Linked DNA regions of Homo sapiens: all the other regions are linked to region 1. The links are chromatin loops, found by intact Hi-C in ENCODE. Cell type or tissue: heart right ventricle. All regions are shown on one strand.

Region 1 (5,000 bases):
CAGGGAGACATACACCAGAACAGAATTCCAGGCTGCGGGCTCACAGCCTCCACACTGCTGACAGTTGGGGCAGACCATTCTTTGCTCAGGGGACAGTCCTGTGCATTATGGCATGTTTAACAGTATCTTACTAGATGCCAGTGGCATCCCACTCTCAGTCGTGCCAACCAAAATGCCTCCACACACAGCCAAGTGTCCCCAGCAGACACAAGCCCCCTGAGTTAAGAGCCCTGGTTAAGAGTGGAATGGTGTAAGGGAATGTTTGTGCTCCTCCAACAGCCAGTCCCAAACATGCGCTAATGTCATTTCATCCTTAACCTTGTGTGGTTGCTGTCATCTCCACATTACAGATGGGGGAAATGAGGCCCAGAGTTCTGACGCAATCATCCAAGGTCTCTTAGAAAATACGTTGTAGAACCAGCATCCAAACCAGTTCTGTTGGGCTAAGTGGGGCCCCTCCGCTATGCAATACTATCCTTTTAAAATAAGAGCTCATTCCCAGACACAGAATCTTTCTAGAATCTTACTGGGTTACTAGCCAACCAATATTTACTAATAAGGTATACATACATGATCTATGGCCTAATTTGAAATTGAAGATGATTACCAAAAATAATTATGCTGGGCTTACAGTAAATAATCTTATGCTATTAGTTTCTGGCAAAACCAGACATACAACTGGCCTGCTGAGCTGACCCGTTCTCTGTCGATGACCATAGGCTATGTCATGGGTATAATGGAGCGGCCCACACACATGGCCTCAGGACAGCTGCTGCCTCCACACCTGCACCCCCTGGGTCCCACTGTGCTAGCAGTTTACACACGTCAGCTCCTGTGATCCTTAAAACAACGCTCTGAGGTAGGAGTAATCACCCCCATTTCACAGAGGAGGAAAGTGAGACTCAGAGAAAGTAGGTAACTTGCTGGTAAGTGGCTGAGCCATGATCAAAGTGTTTTGGTCACCAAAGTTCTTACATGTGAACCCCTGCACTGTACAGCATTGTACATGACGGGGCAGGTTATAGAGAGGGGAGGCTAGGTCCAGTGCGGTAGCTCACGCCTGTAATCCCAGCACTTTGGGAGGCTGAGGCAGGTGGATCACTGTCAGGCCTCTGAGCCCAAGCTAAGCCATCATATCCCCAGTGACCTGCATGTATACATCCAGATGGCCTGAAGCAACTGAAGATCCACAAAAGAAGTGAAAATAGCCTTAACTGATGACATTCCACCATTGTGATTTGTTTCTGCCCCACCCTAACTATCAATGTACTTTGTAATCTCCCCCACACTTAAGAAGGTTCTTTATAATCTCCCCCACCCTTAAGAAGGTTTTTTTGTAATTCTCCCCACCCTTGAGAATGTACTTTGTGAGATCCACCCCCTGCCCCCAAAACATTGCTCTTAACTCCACTGCCTATCCCAAAACCTGTAAGAACTAATGATAATCCCACCACCCTTTGCTGACTCTCTTTTCAGACTCAGCCTGCCTGCACCCAGGTGAAATAAACAGCCTTGTTACTTACACAAAGCCTGTTTGGTCTCTTCACACGGACATGTAAGACAATCACGAGGTCAGGAGTTCAAGACCAGCCTGGCCAAAATTGTGAAACCCCATCTCTACAAAAAATACAAAAATTAGCCTGGCATGGTGGCATGCGCCTGTAATCCCAGCTACTCTAGAGGTTGAAGCAGGAGAATTGCTTAAACCTGGGGGGGCAGAGGCTGTAGTGAGCCGAGATCGCGCCACTGCACTCCAGCCTGGGCGACAGAGCAAGACTCCATCTCGAAAAAAAAAAAAGAGAGAGGGGACCATGTCCTGGCTTCATTCTGCTGGAAACAGTCATGCCAGGCAGGCCCAAATGGTTGAACTTCTTTTTCCTCTCACAGTAAAATCCAAAGCGGGGCAGGTCCCATGGTACGCTCCCCCAGGAGGATCATGGGTTCCTCCTTGGGACTGTAGGACGAAGGAAGCAGCTAGCAAAGGCGTTCGCTCAAAGCTACTGTGTGCAATAGGTATGCTGGAGGGTCAGGCTGGAGCGTGGGGTGGGGTAAGACCCTCTGAAAGTTTACTCTCTGTCACTGTTGCCTCTCAAGAGGTTCTGATGCTACGAGAAAGTGAAGGTGATCAGGAAGGACAAGCTGTAGGTGAAGTATCATTTTCAAAAAGTCATTTAAAACTGCAAACTGCCAAATGCGGCAGCTCATGCCTGTAATTCTAGAACTCTGAGAGGCTGAAGCAGGAGGATTACTTGTGACCAGGAGTTTGAGACCAGCCTGGGCAACATAGCAAGACCTTGTCTCTACAGAAAATAAAAAAAATAGCCAGGTGTGGTGGTGTGCACCTGTAGTCTTAGCTATGCGGGTGGCAGAGGCGGGAGGCTTGCTTCAGGCTGGAGTGAGCTATGATCATGTCACTTACACTCCAGCCTGGGTGAGAGAGCAAGACCCTATCTCAAAAAAAAAAAAAGTGCAAACTGAAAAGTTAATAGCACTTTCTCAAACTGAATTGACACCAACCCAAGAGCGCGAGAGGAGGATGACGACTGGCACCTGTGGAACTGAACTGGAGGCTCTGACTTACGGGGTTTTTGCCCCCTTCTCTATGAATGCTGGTTCCAGCTCAGAAAAGACCAACGCACGCGCTTCTGCAGAGTAGCCAGGAGAGGGCGCACAAGACACGTGATGGCAAAAAAACGAACAAAGTCTGAATTTTCTCTAAAAAGAAAAAAAAAGGGGGGGAGTTCACCCCATATTACTCTTTTTTGGAACAAAGCAACATAATTTTACCAAAATATATGCTGAGCTTTCAATCATCAAAACATATTGATATAATATTTAGTTATGATTTACCAGTATGTATAAAGTCCAGTTCATAAATTGTGGTAGATCTTATAAAGCAAAATAATTAAATCCCTGTTTGGCCACTGAGCTGTGTGGGATTAGGAAAGTTACTTAACCTCTTTGAGTTCTTTTCCTCACTGAAAAAAATGGTAACTATGATAACCACCACAGCCACCACCACACCACAGGTTGGCTGAGTGGGTCAGAATTTGGTCTGAGAAGTAAGTGATGTGTCACACGGGAAGTGCCTGCACCCAGAGGGGCTCAGTCAAAAAGGGTTCCCTTTCCTCATTCCCTTTACTAGATGTTTTTGTAAAAATCTGTAGGAAAGCATTTATTAAAAGCAGCATCTTCTTAACAAACACAATGATGACATTTAATATTCCCATAGGCTTCCTTGGATTTTGGAATCAAACAGAGCTGGGTTCAAGTCCAGGCTTCACATTTCCTAGCTGTGTGATCTCAGGCAAGGTAGCTACCCTCTCTGGGCCTTTGTTTCCCCCTGTACTATGAAGCCAATTCCCCTGAGTTTCCTGAGGTGGCTGTGAGGATGAAATGAGGTGGCACGCAGCAGGGTTGTCATTAGGAGCATCCGCTTATGGCCGTTCTGGCCACAAGACAAGCAGGAGCTGCTGGGAACAGGGCAAGCAGTGGGTACCGGCAAGGAGCGGCATGACGGCCAGCTGGATGGAGAAAGCGCTCTGCTTCCTGGGGCCTGTCAGCGTGGGGTCTGCCTCTTCTTCTGCCAGGGGCTTCTTATGTCTCCTCTGGATTTTCCTTCTTCCCTCTGAATCTTTCCCTTTAACTGTGAAATCAAACAAAGGAGATGAGCATTAAGAGGAGACTGTATCTGAGCTGCCATATGTGGACCTGAACATGCTACAGAGATTCAGGAAGGTTCTGGAAGCTCCTAGAAGGCAGGGGTTATTCTTTGTGTGACTGCCTCTTCCCAGCAACCAGAAGTGGTGGCTAAATATAGATGGCAGGCCCGTTGCCAGTTATATGTAGTAATAGGGTGAGGGCCTCTCATTCCCCGCCTCTGCTAACTGAGAACACAGACAGAAGAGAACTAAGGTCATCATGACAATGATGCCATAACACACTCAAGGCTCTCTTCCAGTCAGCTCTTAATGTCAGTGCAGGGTGGACGGTGGGCTTTTTTAAGAGACCCTGCTCTTAAACAAACAAAAGCCCACAGTCTGAGCCTCAGTAACCTCACCTGTTATATGAGGGCAACAGCACCTGCCTTCTAGGACACTGAGAAGAGGAAATTAGCAACGCTACATAAAACACTCAGCTCAGTGCCAAGCTCAGACCAGAAGGAAAAGGAGATGAGAACACATATAAATCTACGGTCATCAAGACAAGACCAATGGGACAGACGAGAAAGCCCAGGAACAGACCCAAACACATAGGGGAACCTAACAGATGCCAGAAGTGGCATTTCAAATCAGTGGATAAGTTATATTGATTATCCATATGGGAGCAAATTAAGTTATTGAATTACTTCACGGCATATACAAAATGAATTCCAGACTAAAAGTATAAAACAAAAACTTTAAAATCATCAGAAGAATATCTAGGAGACTATACTGACATCTGGATGAAGGATTTCTTTCTTTTTTTTTTTTGAGACGGAGTTTCACTCTGTTGCCCAGGCTGGAGTGCAATGGCACGATCGAGGCTCATTGCAACCTCTGCCTCCTGGGTTCAAGTGATTCTCCTGCCTTAGACTCCTGAGTAGCTGGGACCACAGGCGCGTGCTACCACGCCCAGCTAATTTTTGTATTTTTAATAGAGATGAGGTTTCACCATGTTGGCCAGGCTGGTCTCGAACTCCTGACCTCAGGTGATCCATCTGCCTTGGCCTCCCAAAGTGCTAGGATTACAGGTGTAAGCCACCGCACCTGGCCTCTTTTTTCTTTTTTTTAAGAGGTGATGTTTCGCCCGAGTGTGGTAACTCACTCCTGTAAACCTGGCACTTTGGGAGGCTGAGGCAAGTGGATCGCCTGAGGTCAGGATTTTGATACTAGCCTGGCCAACATGGTGAAACCCCATCTTTACTAAAAATAAAAAATTAGCCAGGTGTGGTGGCGGGCATCTGTAATCCCAGCTACTTGGGAGGCTGAGGCAGGAGAATCACTTGAACCTGGGAGGCA
Region 2 (5,000 bases), 110 kb after region 1:
TGCTTTCTTTCCTGGAGTCCCATGGACACTGGGTCAGCACTGCCTGGACCCCTACCCAGCTGTGCAGGTGCTGTTTTACCCCTGCAAGGCTCTCGGTCAGGACCGAGCCTCCTCCTTCAGCTCTTGCCCAACTTCGTTGCACCAAGACAGAAGTTTATGAGCATGCCCAGAAGAGGAACCAATATGGCCTGGGGGCCCTAGAGTGGTCACATTCCAAGACAGAAAGTGGGTGGTGGCCACCAAGGCTGGAGGAGAGGGCACACGGGGAGTTTGGTGGGGACAGAGTTTCAGTTTGGGAAGACGGAAGCATTCTGAGATGGATGGTGTTCATGGTGGCACAGCAGTGTGAATGTGCTTAAGGTCCCTGCACTCTCCACTTTACGGATTTTATGGATGCTTAAAATTAGGAAAATTAGGAGTCTTTTGTAGTTTAAAAGTGTGATGATTGGCTTTTCTTGCTCTTGTGTGAGTGAGGTGTGCTTCTCTCAAAATACTATGTTCTCTCATAAATACTATGCCATGTATGGTTTGTTTTGGGGGTTTATTCTTGAGACAGGGTTTCGCTTTGCCGCCCAGGCCGATCTTGGCTCACTGCAGCCTCTGCGTCCTGGGTTCAAGCGATTCTTCTGCCCCCTGAGTAGCTGGGATTACAGGCATGCGCCACCTTGCCCAGCTAATTTTTGGATTTTTTTAGTAGAGATGGGGTTTTGCCATATTGACGAGGCTGGTCTTGAACTCCTGACCTCAAGTGATCCACCCGCCTTTGTCTCCCAAAGTGCTGGGATTACAGGCTTGAGCCACCATGCCCAGCCCATGCCATGTATGTTTTACCACAATACATAGTAATAATTTTGTTTTAAGTAATACAGCAATCTCTGTAAGCTCCTTTAGCCAAAGACAGTCACTATTAACACACAGTTAGTCTAAGCATCCCAGCTTTTCTCTTTTCTACCTCTGGAAAAGATACATTCCTAGAAAGTAAACACACCAGCGTGAAGTCACGGAGGGAACAATGGGGCTCGCCATTGCGGTATTTCCTTCTGGTGTCCTTCTCCGAACAGTTGTATATAGTTGAGATCATAACCACACAAATTATCTAGCCCAACTTTTTCCCTTCTTTAAAAAATGGAAATAGCTTTATTGATTTTCCTGGCTATATATAACTAATTCATGATCATAACCAAAAATTTTTCTCTAAAACTGCAAAAAAATTAGGAGCCTTTTGTAGTTTATAAGTGTGATGATTGGCTTTTCTCATTCTTGTGTGAGTGAGAACTTCTTTTCTCAAACCTTGTTATGATGTCAGCACATTACCTACCAGACATGAAAAATAATAATAAAAGGCCTAGGCCATGCGCGGTGGCTCACTCATGTAATCCCAACACTTTGGGAGGCTGAGACAGGCAGATCACGAGGTCAGGAGATCGAGACCATCCTGGCTAACATGGTGAAACCCTGTCTCTACTAAAAATAAACAAAATTAGCCTGGCGTGGTGGCGGGCGCCTGTAGTCCTAGCTACTCGGGAGGCTGAGGCAGGAGAATGGCGTGAACCCGGGAGGCGGAGTTTGCAGTGAGCCGAGGTGGCGCCACTGCACTCCAGCCTGGGTGACAGAGAGAGACTCCGTCTCAAAAAAAAAAAAAAAAAAAATAATAATAATAATAAAAGGCCTGAAATTGAAATCCAGCCCCCTCCAGAGACAGATTTCTTCCTAACTTTGACTGAATATCCTTCCAGGCTTTCTCCCCAAAATGTGTGTGTATATATACATATGTGGGTGGGTACGTGTGTATATACACACCCATATATTTAAATATATATTTACGATTATTTTATTTATGAGAGTAATTGAGAACATATTTTCATGGTTCATCTGTTTCTACTTAGTCAATTTTTTTTTTTGAGACTGAGTCTCACTCTGTCTCCCAGGCTGAGAGGCAGTGGTGCGATCTCAGCTCACTGCAACCTCGACCTTCTGGGCTCAAGCTAACCTCCCATCTCAGCCTCCCTGAGAAGCTGGGACTACAGGAGCACGCTACCATACCTGGCTAATATATTTTTGTAGAGACAGGATTTTGCCATGTTGGCCAGGCTGGTCTCGGACTCCTGAGCTCAAGTGATCCACCCACCTTGGCTTCCCAAAGTGCTGTGATTACAAGCGTGAGCCACCATGCCTGGCCTACTTAGTCATTTTTAATTTTATTGTATTCATTCATTTTATTTTTATTAATTCATCTTTTATTGAGGAACATTTAAGTTTGGGTGTGAAATTGCAATGATAAACAGCTATTCAGCTTATTTCACTTACTGGCATTTTCCAATCAATAGTAGAATTCCAATCACTACTTCAATCAAATCCTTCATGAAGATCATTTCTATGTCACTCCTTTTCTGGGATATCTAGGTTGTTTCCAAGTCCCCCCTGCCCCCACAAATGGCATTATGTCTTAGTTTGTTTGTGTCTCTATAAAGGAATACCTGAGACTGGGTAATTTATAAAGAAAAGAGGTTTATTTGGCTCACAGTTCTGCAGGCTGTTCAGGAAGCCTGGCGCCAGCATCTGCTCCTAGTGAGACCTCAGGGAAGCTTTCACTCATGTTGGAGGTGAAGGGGAGCTGGTGGGTCACACGGTGAGAGAGGGAGCAGGAAAGAGGGGAGGGAGTTGCCAGGCAGCTCTTTTTGAAAATCAGGTCTCTTGGGAACTAACATAGTGAGCATTCACTCATTATCTCATTAGTGTGAGGACTGCACCAAGCCATGAGGGGTGCGCTCCCATGACCCACCTTCCACCAGGCCTCACCTTCAACATTGGGGATCACATTTTAACATGAGATTTGGAGGGGTCAAATAGCAAACCAGGCCAGGTGCAGTGGCTCACGCCTGTAATCCCAACACTTTGGGAGGCCGAGGTGGGCGGATCACCTGAGGTCAGAAGTTTGAGACCAGCCTAGCCTGGCCAACATGGTGAAACTCTCTATCTCTCCTAAAAATACAAAAATTAGCCAGGCATGGTGGTGGGCACCTGTAATCCCAGCTACTTGGGAGGTTGAGGCAGGAGAATCGCTTGAACTTGGGAGGCAGAGGTTGCAGTGAGCTAAGATCACACCATTCATTGCACTCCAGCCTGGATGACAAGACTGAAATTCCGTCAGAAAAAAAAAAAAAAGGAAACCATAGCACATTGTATTTGAATTCTTTGTACATAAAAATTTTTCCACATCTAGATGTGTTTTCTTGGGACAGAATCCCCAAAGTTGATTTGGGAAAAAGTAAAGTTTGGCCAAGTGCAGTGGCTCACACCTGTAATCCCAACACTTTGGGATGCCAAGGTGGGTGGATTGCTTGAGGCCAGGAGTTGGAAACCAGCCCGGCCAACATGGCATAACCCTGTCTCTACTAAAAATACAAAAACCAGCTGGGCGTGGTGGCACACACCTGAAATCCCAGCTACTCGAGAGGCTGAGGCACGAGGCGGAGGGAGGTTGCAGTGAATCAAGATTGCACCATTGCACTCCAGCCTGAATGACAGAGTGAGACCCTGTCTCAAAATAAATAAATAAATAAATAAATAAAATAAAGTAAGTTCATTTGGAGAGTCAAAGTTCAGATGCATTTTCTTTGTTTTTTGTTTGTTTGTTTTTCTGAGACAGAGTTTTGCTCTGTTGCCCAGGCTGGAGTGCAGTGGAGCAATCTCAGTTCACTGCAACCTCTGCCTCCCAAGTTCAAGCGATTCTCTTGCCTCAGCCTCCTCAGTAGCTGGGACTACAGGTATGCGCCACCACACCCAGCTAATTTTTGTATTTTTGGTAGAGATGGGGTTTCACCATGTTGGCCACGCTGGTCTCGAACTCCTGGGCTCAAGTGATCCACCCATGTTTGCCTCCCAAGGTGCTGGGATTACAGGCATGACCCAACATGCTCGGCCCCAGATGCATTTTCTTTTCTTTTTTTTTTTGAGATGGAGTCTTGCTCTGTTGCCCACGCTGAAGTGCAGTGAGTGATCTCAGCTCATTGCAACTTCCGCCTCCCGGGTTCAAGTGATTCTCCTGCCTCAGCCTCCCGAGTAGCTGGGATTACAGGCACTTGCCACCATGCCCGACTGATTTTTGTACTTTTGGTAGAGACAGGGTTTCACCAGGTTGGCCAGGCTGGTCTCGAACTCCTGACGTCGGGTGATCCACCTGCTTTGGTCTCCCAAAGTGCTGGATTACAGGTGTGAGCCACCTCACCTGGCCCCCAGATGCATTTTCAATAGCAAGAATTTTCCCTCTTCCTTCTCATTCCTCTCCCCACCCCACTTAAAATAAAGTTGGCCCTAAAGTGCTGGATGAAGAAAGGAAAAAAGTCAGCAGGGCAGAAATCATCATTACAAATACTCTGGAGTGCAAAGAATTGACCCTGTGTCTGAATGTCCCCTGGAAAATAAACATTGGCATCCGTGTATTAGTCAGCGTTCTCCAGAGAAATGACCAATAGGAAGCGTGTACAGAGAGAGTTGAAGGAATTCGTTCACATGATGATGAAGGTTGGCAAGTCGAAAACCTGCGTGCTGGACCAGCAGTCTGGAGAGCCAGGGACACAGAATCACAGGTCAAGTCCAAAGGCTGTTGCTGCAGATCCCCTCTTGCTCAGGGGAGGTCAGTCTTTTTGTTCTTTTCAGGCCTTCAACTGACTGGATGAGGCCCACCCGATTACAGAGGGCAATCTGCTTTTCTCAAAGTCCACTGTTGAAATGCTAATCTCATCCAAAACACCCTCACAGAAACACCCAGAATAATATTTGACCACATATCTCAATACTAGGGCCCAGCAAAGTTGGCACACAAAATAACCATCACAGTCTGTAATGTTTGTTTGCTTAATCATATACTTGGCATGGCCGGGTGCAGTGGCTCTCTCATGTAATCCCAGCTCTTTGGGAGGCTTGAGGGTCAGGAGTTCGAGACCAGCCTGGCCAAGAGGGTGAAACTCCATCTCTACTAAAAATACAAAAATTAGCTT
Region 3 (5,000 bases), 120 kb after region 1:
GTCAGCGGCTGCAACCCCTGGGCAAGATGGGGCCTGGCCTCCTGCCCTCTGCAGGGTCATAGGAGTGTCTGGGAGCTCAGGGTCAGGGCCAGATGGCTGTTCCTGGGGCCTGGGGCTCCAGCTCAGGATGTTTGGGAACAGGAACTCTTGGCTTGGAGAAGCCCATTACACCACAGGAGGCCTGAGATGGTCGGTCTGCGGGGAGCAGCTCAGACTGGGGGTGGCAGAGCAGCGTGTGGCTGTGTGTGGCCAGGTCAGGGGAGAGTGGCCAATGCTGGGCCCTCTCTAAGGAGCCCGAGGGCCACAAGGACCGTGGAAGAGGTCTTGAGTGAGGGAGTCGGGACCTTGTGGCTAGGGGTCTTGCTTGAGGATGCTCTCTGCAGCCACAAGGAGATGCCCAGGCAGGACCAGGTCAGGAAGAGGCTGGGGCAGAGGCCCAGGCAGGAGGTGGGTGGGCTGGGTGGGGATGGGAGTAGCCAGGGTGAAGGTGAGGACAGGGAAGGGGCCCCCCTGCCTCCTGGCTTCCCTGAGGGCGGGGCTGGCCAATCCCAGCGGCAAATGTGTGCAGGGAGGAGTGGGGTCCAGGTTGGAGCTTTGGGAGCCCTTGGAGGCAGCAAGGCAGACTCACCTCTGGGACCCAGCACCCAGCTTGGGCGTGCAGGTGGGGGCTCAGAAGTGAACATCGTGGGGCTTTGAGCAAGACTCTCTGGGATCCAGTCTCAGCTTCCATACTTTGAAGTCAAGGAGTGGACCTGTGCTGTCTGTTTGCTCTGGGGTCTGGGCAGTCCTGTTGTTTGGGTAGAGGCCTCAGAGGGCCCTAGGGACAGACTGACCCAGGTCTGAGCCTCTTGGGAGCGTGCGGATGGCCGGGCTCAGACAGGCCTGGTTATGGGTTTGACTTACAAGGGGCACACGCGCACTCTGGTGCTTCCTGGCATTCAGAAGAGAAGAGGGAGTTCAGACATCAGGCCTTCCTTCTCCCTGGGAAGGATGGCAGGTGCCTGGAGCCAGGCCTGTCTTGAGAGCCAGGGCTCTGGGTCTTCCTCCTCCAGTGCCCTGTTCCAGGCCTTCAGTGCATAAAGCACTCCCCTCCTGGGGTCTCTTCAGGGCTCCCCGGGATGCAAATGGGACAGGGAATAGGATCCCAGGTTTGAGGAAACCAAGGCCCAGAGAGGAGAAGTGACCTGCCCAGAACCACAGGACAGTCAGGGCACACCTAGGTTTCAACGGCAGGCTGCTATGAGCCCCATCATGTCAGTTTGTCTCAGGCTTGGCAAGGTGGTGCAGCACTGCTAGGCCCCCCTCTTCTTCCTCAGGGTGACCAACCAGCAGCCCTGCTGTTTAAGAGTCCCTTTCGGCAGAAAACCCCTTATTTGAGTGACCAGGAATAGACCCCTGATTATATTGGTGGGCAGGCTATGGATTTCATGGGCTTCCCAGTGCCAGAGACCTGATTCAGGCACTTCTCTAAGCTGAGCATCTACTGTGTGCCTGGTAACATCTCTGTGCTGGTCACATCACAGAAGCAAGAGCCCCTCATGGTGTTCTTAAGTCCTAACTCGGAATAACAACAGGTCAGAGCCCCCCAAAGCCCAGGCACAGGCCCTGAGCCCCTGGACACTGGCGTTTGTGTCTGAGAGGGGGTGAGAACACTTCTCTGTAGGAAATGTCTTCAGCCCAGGATCCAGGGGTGGGGGGAACCTCGACCATGGGGTGGGTTGTTCCTGCCACTGTGGGATCAATGTGGCTACAAGACCCGGGCAAGGGATTCCTCATCCAGGCCTGTGTGCTCAGGAGAGTGACGCTTCCCTCATGGGGAGGTCGGGGTGAGGGTGCCCCTGCCAATCACCAAAGAGCCCTCTCCAACACAAACCCAATGGGAGGAACCTGGGGTGTCCCAGAGAAGGGACCCAGCCCAAGCTTCCTCTGCCCCTCAGGCACCAACTGCTTCTTGCTCAGGGGGGTCCCCCAAGGGTTTAGGGACAGAGGGAAGGTCTCACAGTGCTCTGGGTGGCAGACTGGCAGGGGGCAGCTTGTCTACCACCCCGGGCCTGGAGACTAGTTGAGGCACGTGGCCACCTGGGCCGCCTCTGGGCTCAAAGATCAGAGAACCAGTCCTGGGCGCAGTGGCTTGTTATAGAAATCTGTTTAATGGTTTAGGAATGTGTACACTCTGGCTCTGCCAAGTTTCCATAAAGGCAACTTTTCCATGTTTTAAAAAATAGATTTGGTATAAAGATTTATATATTCATAAATAGGTGGCATGAAAAATTACCAAATGCAAATGGAATACTTGCGCTGACTGAAGCCCTGTTCACCCCAAGTCCAGGCCCTGCAGGGGTCCGAGGGTCTCTGCTGGAGGAGGCCCCAACTCCGGCAGCCTCTTAGGGAAGAGAAACTGAATTAAATGTGTATTAGGAACCCCTCCAGCTCCTTAAGCCAGCGTCGCACTGGCCCCACCGAGGCCTCAGCCCACCTCCCTCTGCTTCCCCCCGCCACCTCCACCATTGCCCCCTCCCCTGCACTCTGGCCCCTGACCCCACCTGTTCCCACTCTTTGGCAATTTATCAACAAAGGAAGAGATGACACTGTTCTCCTTCCGCCCCAGAGCCCGGGCTGCCGGGAGAGCTTAGCCTGCCAAGGGGAGGAAACAAGCCGGCTTTGTTTTGTCTCACACACTTCCCCGTCTTCTCTCCCAGCCCAGTTTTAAGGGCCGGAAGGGCAGTGGGGCCCCCTCCTGGTGGGATACAGCAGGGCAGGAGCCCCTGCAACCCCAGGTACAGGTCTTGAGTCCCTGGACACCGGCTTTTGTGCCTGAGAGGGGGTGGGAACGCTTCTCTGTAGGAAATGGCTTCAGTCCAGGATCCAGGGGTAGGGGAACCTCGACCATGGGGTGGGTTGCTCCTGCCAGGGGGTACTAGGGGCAAGGCCCCAGGGTGGAGCCAGTTCTGGGAGCTGTGTCCAGCTAGGCATCTGTGACCCCAAATGGCATGAATAAAAGGGCAGGTTGCTAAGAGCCAGGGGAGGGCATGGGGCAGGGAGACCAGGTTGGCCCAGACAGGACAGAGGTGCTCCAGGGACAGGGTGCTGGAGTGAAGCCAGGTGGAGCGGTGGAGCTGTGGAGCCTTTGAAACATCCTGAGGGCCCAGGCCTGCCACAGGGTGACCTGGGCAGAGGAGAAGCCCAGAGGACAGCAAGGTGCCCAAATGAGGTCAGGGCTTCTGGGGTGGAGGGACGGGGGGCACAGTGGCGGCGGGGGAAGGAACGTTGAGTCCCAGGTGAGCCTGCCTTTCCAGGCCAAGCCCTTGGAGTGAGGGTGCTCCTGCCTGGGGGGCGAGAAGTGGAAGTGGCTCACAGTCCAAGGTGACAAATGAACCCATCACCGGTCAGCTACCATCCCTGTGAAGGAGCCAGGGTGGAAGGCCCTGTCCATGTCCTCCCTCCCTCCCTAAGCCCTGAGGAAGGTAACAGCCCCACCTGTGAGGCCCCAGCCTGGAAGCAGAGTAGGAGAGCCGGGCTTCTTAGAGGTGGGCAGTGGGTGGTGGTGGGCAGTACTGGTAAGTATGCTTGGGTGGCTGGGACTTGCCCTGGAACTGGGGCTGAAATTCAAACGGGGAGGCCCAGGCCTTTGTTCCCAAGACCCTGTGAATGCTCCCTGTTCCCCCAAAAACAGAGGGGCTCTGCAAGGACAGGCTTCATGGGATTTCTCTTTCAGAGTGGGCCTGCAGTGAAAGACCAGCTCAGCCCCTTCTGACCATGTGACCCCAGAAACTTCAGCCCCAGCAGAAAGGTTGTGAGGCTGGAGGAAGGCACTGCCCACGGCACATCCAGTCCCAGCGGGGTCTGGGGGCACCCCTCAGTGCCAGGCACTGTCTGCCCTGCAAGGGGAGCCCAGGCACTGCAGTGGAGGCGCAGGGGCAGAGCCCAGACCCCACTCAGCTCCACTCTCACCCCTGCCACAAGCAAAGCTGCTGAGAAAGGGAGCCAGGCAGCCTCGCCTCTGGCGCCCCCCAATCTGATGCACCCAGACTCCCCTCAATGCAGGTGCTAGCCCCTCAGCTCCTGGCAGCCTTCCTCCCCTGCAGAACCAGGCTCAGCCATTCCACAGGTAGCCTCCCTGCCCAAAAGGAAGCCTGGCAGGTGAGATGCTGGCTCCACCACCAGCATCAAGCCCTGCTTGTCTCAGTCTCAGCAGAGGAAACCCTGTCCAGGCCCCAACCCTGCCTCTTGGGTCACCGTGGCACTGCTGTAAGGCCTGCTCTTGCCCTATGGCCAGGCCTGCCTGGAAAGTGCTTAGTGCAGAGGGCAGGGAGGCATGGGGGAGGCCTCTCACTGGCCCAGGGACTGCACTGAGCCATGCCTGGCCTGCCCCTGGGAGCTAGACCACAAACCGACGCAGCCCTGCTCGTGGGTCCAAGAGCTGCTTACTTCTGGGGGCACCCATGCTGAGGGGGCTGCGAGGCAGAGCTGGGCTGACACAGACGGACTGGGATTGGCTAAGGAAGATCACCTGGCCCCTCCAGCCCTAGCCCTGGCTCTTTTGTCACTGTGATACCTCTGAGCCACATGCCCAGAGGACAATGCTGCTTCCCACATCCCCCTACCCCACTTTTGCCTTCTAACCTTGGTGCCCAGCTCAGGGTGAGGCAGTTAAGGGTCCAGGGAATAAAATGGGCCAGGCCAAGGACCGCCAGGGCCTCTCCTTTTTTGTCTGGGAGACTCGATTCCATAGACTGGGACCCACGCTCGGCTGGCAGGATTCCTGCTTGTGGGGTAAGGCTGGGTGCCTTGCGGTGCCCTCTCATCCCTGAGCCTCAAGGATGCAAGCTTCTACTTGGACCTTAAATGTCCACTTTCTCATCTCATTCCCCCACCTGCCAGACTTCTGAGTGCTGGCACTGAAGGATTAGCTAATTTTGCAACCTGAGTGGCAAAACACTGGGCCCTGAGCCAGCAGACAGTCCCCACCTAGCTGTGGGCCGTGACCCCACCTAGCTGTG
Region 4 (5,000 bases), 84 kb after region 1:
GTTCGAGACCAGCCTGGCCAATATGTCGAAACCCTGTCTCTACTAAAACTACAAAAATTAGCTGGGTGTGATGGTGCACACCTGTAGTCCCAGCTGGCTGAGACGCTGAGGCATGAGAATCACTTGAACCCAGAACACAGAGGCTGCAGTAAGCGAAAATCCCACCACTGCACTCCAGCCTGGGTGACAGAGTGAGACTCTGCCTCAAAAAAAAAAAAAAAAAAAGGTTCCTGTAACTTGAGGGTCCTAGGGACTACTAGTTACTAGTAACTAATTAATCCCTTGATTGATGCCTCTCCGTAAAGGTTAGAGCTTTATTTTCTGATAGAAGCCTTGCAGTTACTTGAATTTGAAAATTTCCTGTTAAGATATATGCACAAAGTCTCCTCCTTCAAGATGGGAAGCCTACATGTGAGCCCAGGAGTTCAAGATTACAGTGAGCCATGATTGCACCACTGCACTCCAGTGTGGGCAACAGAGCAAAACCTTGTCTCTTAAAAAAAAATCGTAAAGGCTCATTAACACTTTTCCCTTTGAAAGTGAGCTAGATAGACTTTATGACTCACCAATAAACAGAGTGTGGCAGAGTTGCTGGTGCAGCTTCTGAGACCAGGTCATAAGAGGCCTGGCAGCTCCCTCCTTGCTCTCCATCAGATCCCTTGCTTGGGGGAAAGATAGCTGCCCTGTGCAGAGAGCCACACGGAGAGTCACCGAAGTCTCCTGTCAATGGCCAGCAAGGAACTGAGGCCTCCTGCCAACAGCCACGACTCACATCTCAAAAGCGTCTCCTCCAGCCCAGGCCAAGTCCTCTGATGCTGGTCTCACTGGGCTGAGATCTTGACTGCAACAGCCAGAACCACCCAGCTAAGCCACTCCCAAGTTCTTGACCCACAGAAACAAGTGAGATAATAAGTAAATAAATGTCATTGTTGAGCTGGGCATGGTAGCTCACACCTGTAATTCTAGTGCTTTGAGAGGCTAAGGCAGAAAGATCACTTGAGCTCAGGAGTTTGAGAACAGCTCAACCTTCGGAGACCCCATCTCCAACAACAATAACAACAACAAATTAGCTGGCTGTGGCAGTGCATGCCTGTGATCCCAGCTACCTAGGAGGCTGAGGTGGGAGGATCTCTTAAGCCCAAGGGTTCCAGGCTGCAGTGAGCTAGGATCTCACCACTGCACTCCAACCTGGGTGACAGAGTGAGACCATGTCTCTAAAAAATTTAAAATAAATAAATAATTAAAATTAAAAATGCTATTGTTTGAAGCTGCTAGTTTTGGGGGATGGTTTGTCATGGAGCAGTAATAACAAATTTCCTAACAGAGACTCATGCTCCATCAGAGCATAGGGGCTACGCACATATGTCTGTGGCAGATTCTCGCAGTCCTCCACGCTACCCACTGAGCTGTCACAGGGAGCGCTGTGGCAGGCTTGTATGTTTACCAGTAACCATTGGAGCCCTGACAATAATCACTAGCAGGTTGGAAGGAGTACAAGGGTTCCCAGGCATGGAGCCAGCTGAAGGGGCACTCGTGGATGCAGAGATACAGGGGTCAGGGGAGTGCATACTTTTTCAGGCCCTGGGGTGGGGGTGAGGGGATAGGGTGCAGGGGCCCAGATAGTCAAAAGGCAAGGAGGTGCTGGGAGGGGCACCGCTTGTGGCCCAGGCTCCAAGTCCCCCATGCATGCCTACAGTCCCATCAGACTTCCCTTACAAAATACAAATTTAAAGATAAAATTGTTATGAATTTCAAGACAGCAGCCACAGAGCTTACAACCCCAGGCACAGGGCCCTTCTGAGCAGGGAGTCCCCTGCAGCTACCCCAGCCCCATGCCCACAAAGCCAGGCCTAGATGCATAGAGAGGCGGAGAGGGGCAGTCATCCTACAAGGTTTCAAAAAATAGGAGAATCGAACATTTATGCATAGACTTCACATCTTCCACTCTCCTTTAGCCTTTTTTCTATAAGAGCTTCTTTGGGATTGTTCAGATGGCCTGCAACACATTAAAAATGTTTTCTGGGAAATTCTAACTAATGTCCTCTCTCTCAACTTCTGGCAAAAAAAAGAAAATCATTCCATTGACCTTAATTTGCTCTCCCCACGGCAAAAAATGTCCTGTAATTTCACACTGTTTCCACTGGGTGGCAAATGCTGTCCCTGAGAGGAAAAATGAATGGTAAACGGTTCCAAAGCGCCTCCAAGCATGAGCTCCGGGAGTCCAAGTTTAACTTCTCCGAATGAACCCCTGCCCCCTCACGGCCCCTGCCGTGGGTATTTGCCACATCTTCCCATCATCTGTGCTATTACCTGTGTTAAAACACACACACACACACACACACACACACACACACACACACACACACACACGTATACATTTAGAAGAAGAGAAGCCTTTATTTCCTGTAAAAGGTGCCAGCCTACAAGGTGGCCATCTGCAGGCTGGGAAGTGTGCCAATGGCCGAGCACTTTGAAAGAGGAGGGGTTGGGGCAGGAGCTTTATGCTGACCTGTCTGGCTAAACATACATATTCAACTGGCTACAGGAGGAGCTATGAATATTCATAAAGGCACTGTGCCTCCTATCTGTAATCCTAGCATTTTGGGAGGCTGAGGCAGGAGGATTGTTTGAGCCCAGGAGCTAGAGACCAGTCTGAGCAACATAGTGAGATTCCATCTCTACCAAAAATACAAAATTAGCTGGGGTAATGGTACGTGCCAGTGGTCCCAGCTACTTAGGAGGCTGAGGTGGGAGGATCACTTGAACCCAGGAGGTTGAGGCTGCAGTGAGCCAAGATTGAGTCACTGTACTCCAGCCTGGGTGAGAGAGCCTGTCACAAAAACAAAGAAAAAAATAGTCATGGCCGGGCGCAGTGGCTCACTCCTGTAATCCCAGCACTTTGGGAGGAAGAGGTGGGCAGATCACAAGGTCAGGAGTTCAAGACCAACCTGGCCAACATGGTGAAACCCCATCTACTAAAAATACAAAAATTAGCTGGGTGTGGTGGCACGCGCCTGTAGTCCCAGCTACTTGGGAGGCTGAAACAGAAGAATCGCTTGAACCCGGGAGGCAGAGGTTGCAGTGAGCCAAGATCACGTCACTGCACTCCAGCCTGGCAACAGAACAAGACTCCGTCTCAAAACAAAAAAAAAGAGTAGTCATTAAGGTGTTCCTAACACATTCATATTGAACAAACACTTAGGTGTTCCTAACAAATTCATATATGACCCATGTTTGCTCTGGGGTGGAGACTGAACATATAAACATATTACAGTTAGGCCCTATATGTCAAAAGGCTTTTCAGGACACAAAGGCACTCTGTGCGCAACCTCTGTAAACAGGCTGGGGTGGACCATGGTCAGTGGTCTTCTTATCTGGAGAAAGTTATTGAAATCAGTCTCTTGCAGTTATGGCTGGTGGAACAGGAGTTGGGGGTCAGTTAGTCACATCTGGTGGAACTGCAAATTGTTTCAGTATTGCTTATCTCAAGGCCAGTGTTTGTTTAGCTGCTAGAGAAAAAGAAAAGCCTTGTGGCAGTGAGAACAGGTTCATTCTTTAAGTGTGGGGTGACTGACTTAACCCTTGCCTGGCATGGCCTTAGGTTCTGTTTATAATTTAGCGTCTTATTTGCCACAAAGAGTCGGTCATGTCAGTCTTACTATCTCTATTTTGTCTATCTCTATTTTAACAGTAATGCTGGTCAGTTGTTGTGTCTGAAGCACAAAAAGGAGGAGGTATAACGAGGCTTCTGACCTCCTGTCCTGTCGTGGCTGGAAGCTCAGTTTTAAAGTTTTTCTGGGGTCCCCTTGGCCATAAAGGGGTCCATTCAGTTTGGCAGGGGCTTATAATTTTATTTTTAGTTTACACTTAATATTTTTCTTAGAATCAGTTCTCTTTTTAAATGTATATAAATGTATTTTAAGAAAGAAAGTTTGTATGCTCGAATTTAATTGAGAAACCAGTCTCACCTGTCATACACACAAACTAACATCACAATAAGTTCATAGCAAATAAAGCATCATCATTCATTTCTGACCAGATACAGCCACTGAGCTGAAGGGCCAGACAGCAAGGCTGAGAGGCAGGTCGAAGTCCCATGGTTAGGGCTTTCAGCTGGGGAGGGGTATCTTTGTGCCAAGCTAGACTGTGTTTAATCCTTTTAATCACAAGAGACAAAAATCCTCAGACACGAGAAGGTACGTCAAAGGGTGTGAGGGCCCCCTTTCTTTTCTTTCTTTCTTTCTTTTTTTTTTTTTTAAGACAGAGTCTTGCTCTGTTGCCCAGGCTGGAGTGCAATGGTACAATCTCGGCTCACTGCAACCTGCGCCTCCCAGGTTCAAGCGATTCTCCTGCCTCAGTCTCCCGAGTAGCTGGGATTACAGGCGCGTGACACCACGCCCAGCTAAATTTTGTATTTTTAGTAGAGAGACAGTTTCATCATGTTGGCCAGGCTGGTCTTGAACTCCTGGCCTCAAGTGATCCGCCCACCTCGGCCTCCCAAAGTGCTGGGATTACAGGCGTGAGCCATCACGCCTGGCTGTCAGGCCCCCCTTTCTTCCCTGACAGTGTGCCAGTGGCCCCTGCCCATGATGACTTCCACAGTGCCTGCTGTGGCCAGACCCCCAGCAAAGCACCTGTCAGGCTTATCTCACTCTTTCCTCACAGCAGTCTGGGAGGTGGGGTCTTTGATTTTCCCCATTCTGCAGATGAGGAAACTGAGGCAGAGATAGGCTAAGACTATTGCCCAAGGTCACAGAGCAAGTAAGTAGCAAAACCAGGTTTCAGAGCAAGGCAGGCTGCTCCACAGGCTGGCTCAGAACAGCCGGGGTGACGGAGACCTGCATCTGCAAAGATCCAGCAAGCAGAGGCTCTGTTCCAAGGGGGTCCAACAGTGGCAGACAGGGTTACCCATTTCCTGTTGGTTGCACACAGGCTAAAAATGCTACCTAATAATCACTGCCTCTTAATCCCCTCTGCTTCCCATGAGAAGGAAAAATTGT

What was found. Hi-C counts contacts between places; a loop is a spot of excess contacts. Peaks named below come from ENCODE experiments on the same cell type or tissue, not always from the same donor. Only the 100,000 strongest peaks of a DNase experiment are listed, where the experiment ranks them.
Region 2: a loop joins it to region 1, with 2.6 times the contacts of the local background. A loop is called at or near these places in 32 of 110 quality-filtered maps.
Region 3: it touches region 1 in a loop (7-fold over the local background); 36 of 110 quality-filtered maps call a loop at or near these places.
Region 4: a loop joins it to region 1, with 8 times the contacts of the local background. A loop is called at or near these places in 22 of 110 quality-filtered maps.

Annotation. Positions count from the first base shown.
Region 1 is chr3:128,967,788-128,972,787 of GRCh38, forward strand. It overlaps CFAP92 (cilia and flagella associated protein 92 (putative)), which reads right to left. Exons shown (of 16, transcript NM_001394090.1): 8 at 3,500-3,646. Among named protein-coding and RNA genes, the nearest start is that of CFAP92, 24 kb to the right of the region's middle. In heart right ventricle, CTCF peaks have their summits at 2,670 (motif pointing right) and 2,876; a DNase peak (open chromatin) is centred at 3,834; H3K27ac peaks cover 1,654 bases.
Region 2 is chr3:129,072,879-129,077,878 of GRCh38, forward strand. It overlaps LOC124906368 (small nucleolar RNA U13), which reads left to right and starts at 1,217; the gene lies at 1,217-1,324. In heart right ventricle, no CTCF peak of the experiment used is centred here; no DNase peak of the experiment used is centred here.
Region 3 is chr3:129,085,442-129,090,441 of GRCh38, forward strand. It overlaps RAB43 (RAB43, member RAS oncogene family), which reads right to left. Exons shown (of 3, transcript NM_198490.3): 3 at 2,131-5,000. ISY1-RAB43 (ISY1-RAB43 readthrough) reads right to left here. Exons shown (of 13, transcript NM_001204890.2): 13 at 2,131-5,000. Among named protein-coding and RNA genes, the nearest start is that of GP9, 27 kb to the left of the region's middle. RefSeq lists an enhancer at 3,009-3,553. In heart right ventricle, no CTCF peak of the experiment used is centred here; DNase peaks (open chromatin) are centred at 2,032 and 2,661; H3K27ac peaks cover 1,490 bases.
Region 4 is chr3:129,051,406-129,056,405 of GRCh38, forward strand. It overlaps a transcript of GP9 not described here. Among named protein-coding and RNA genes, the nearest start is that of GP9, 6.9 kb to the right of the region's middle. RefSeq lists an enhancer at 2,370-2,419. In heart right ventricle, a CTCF peak has its summit at 2,130; DNase peaks (open chromatin) are centred at 789, 1,496 and 2,346; H3K27ac peaks cover 2,850 bases.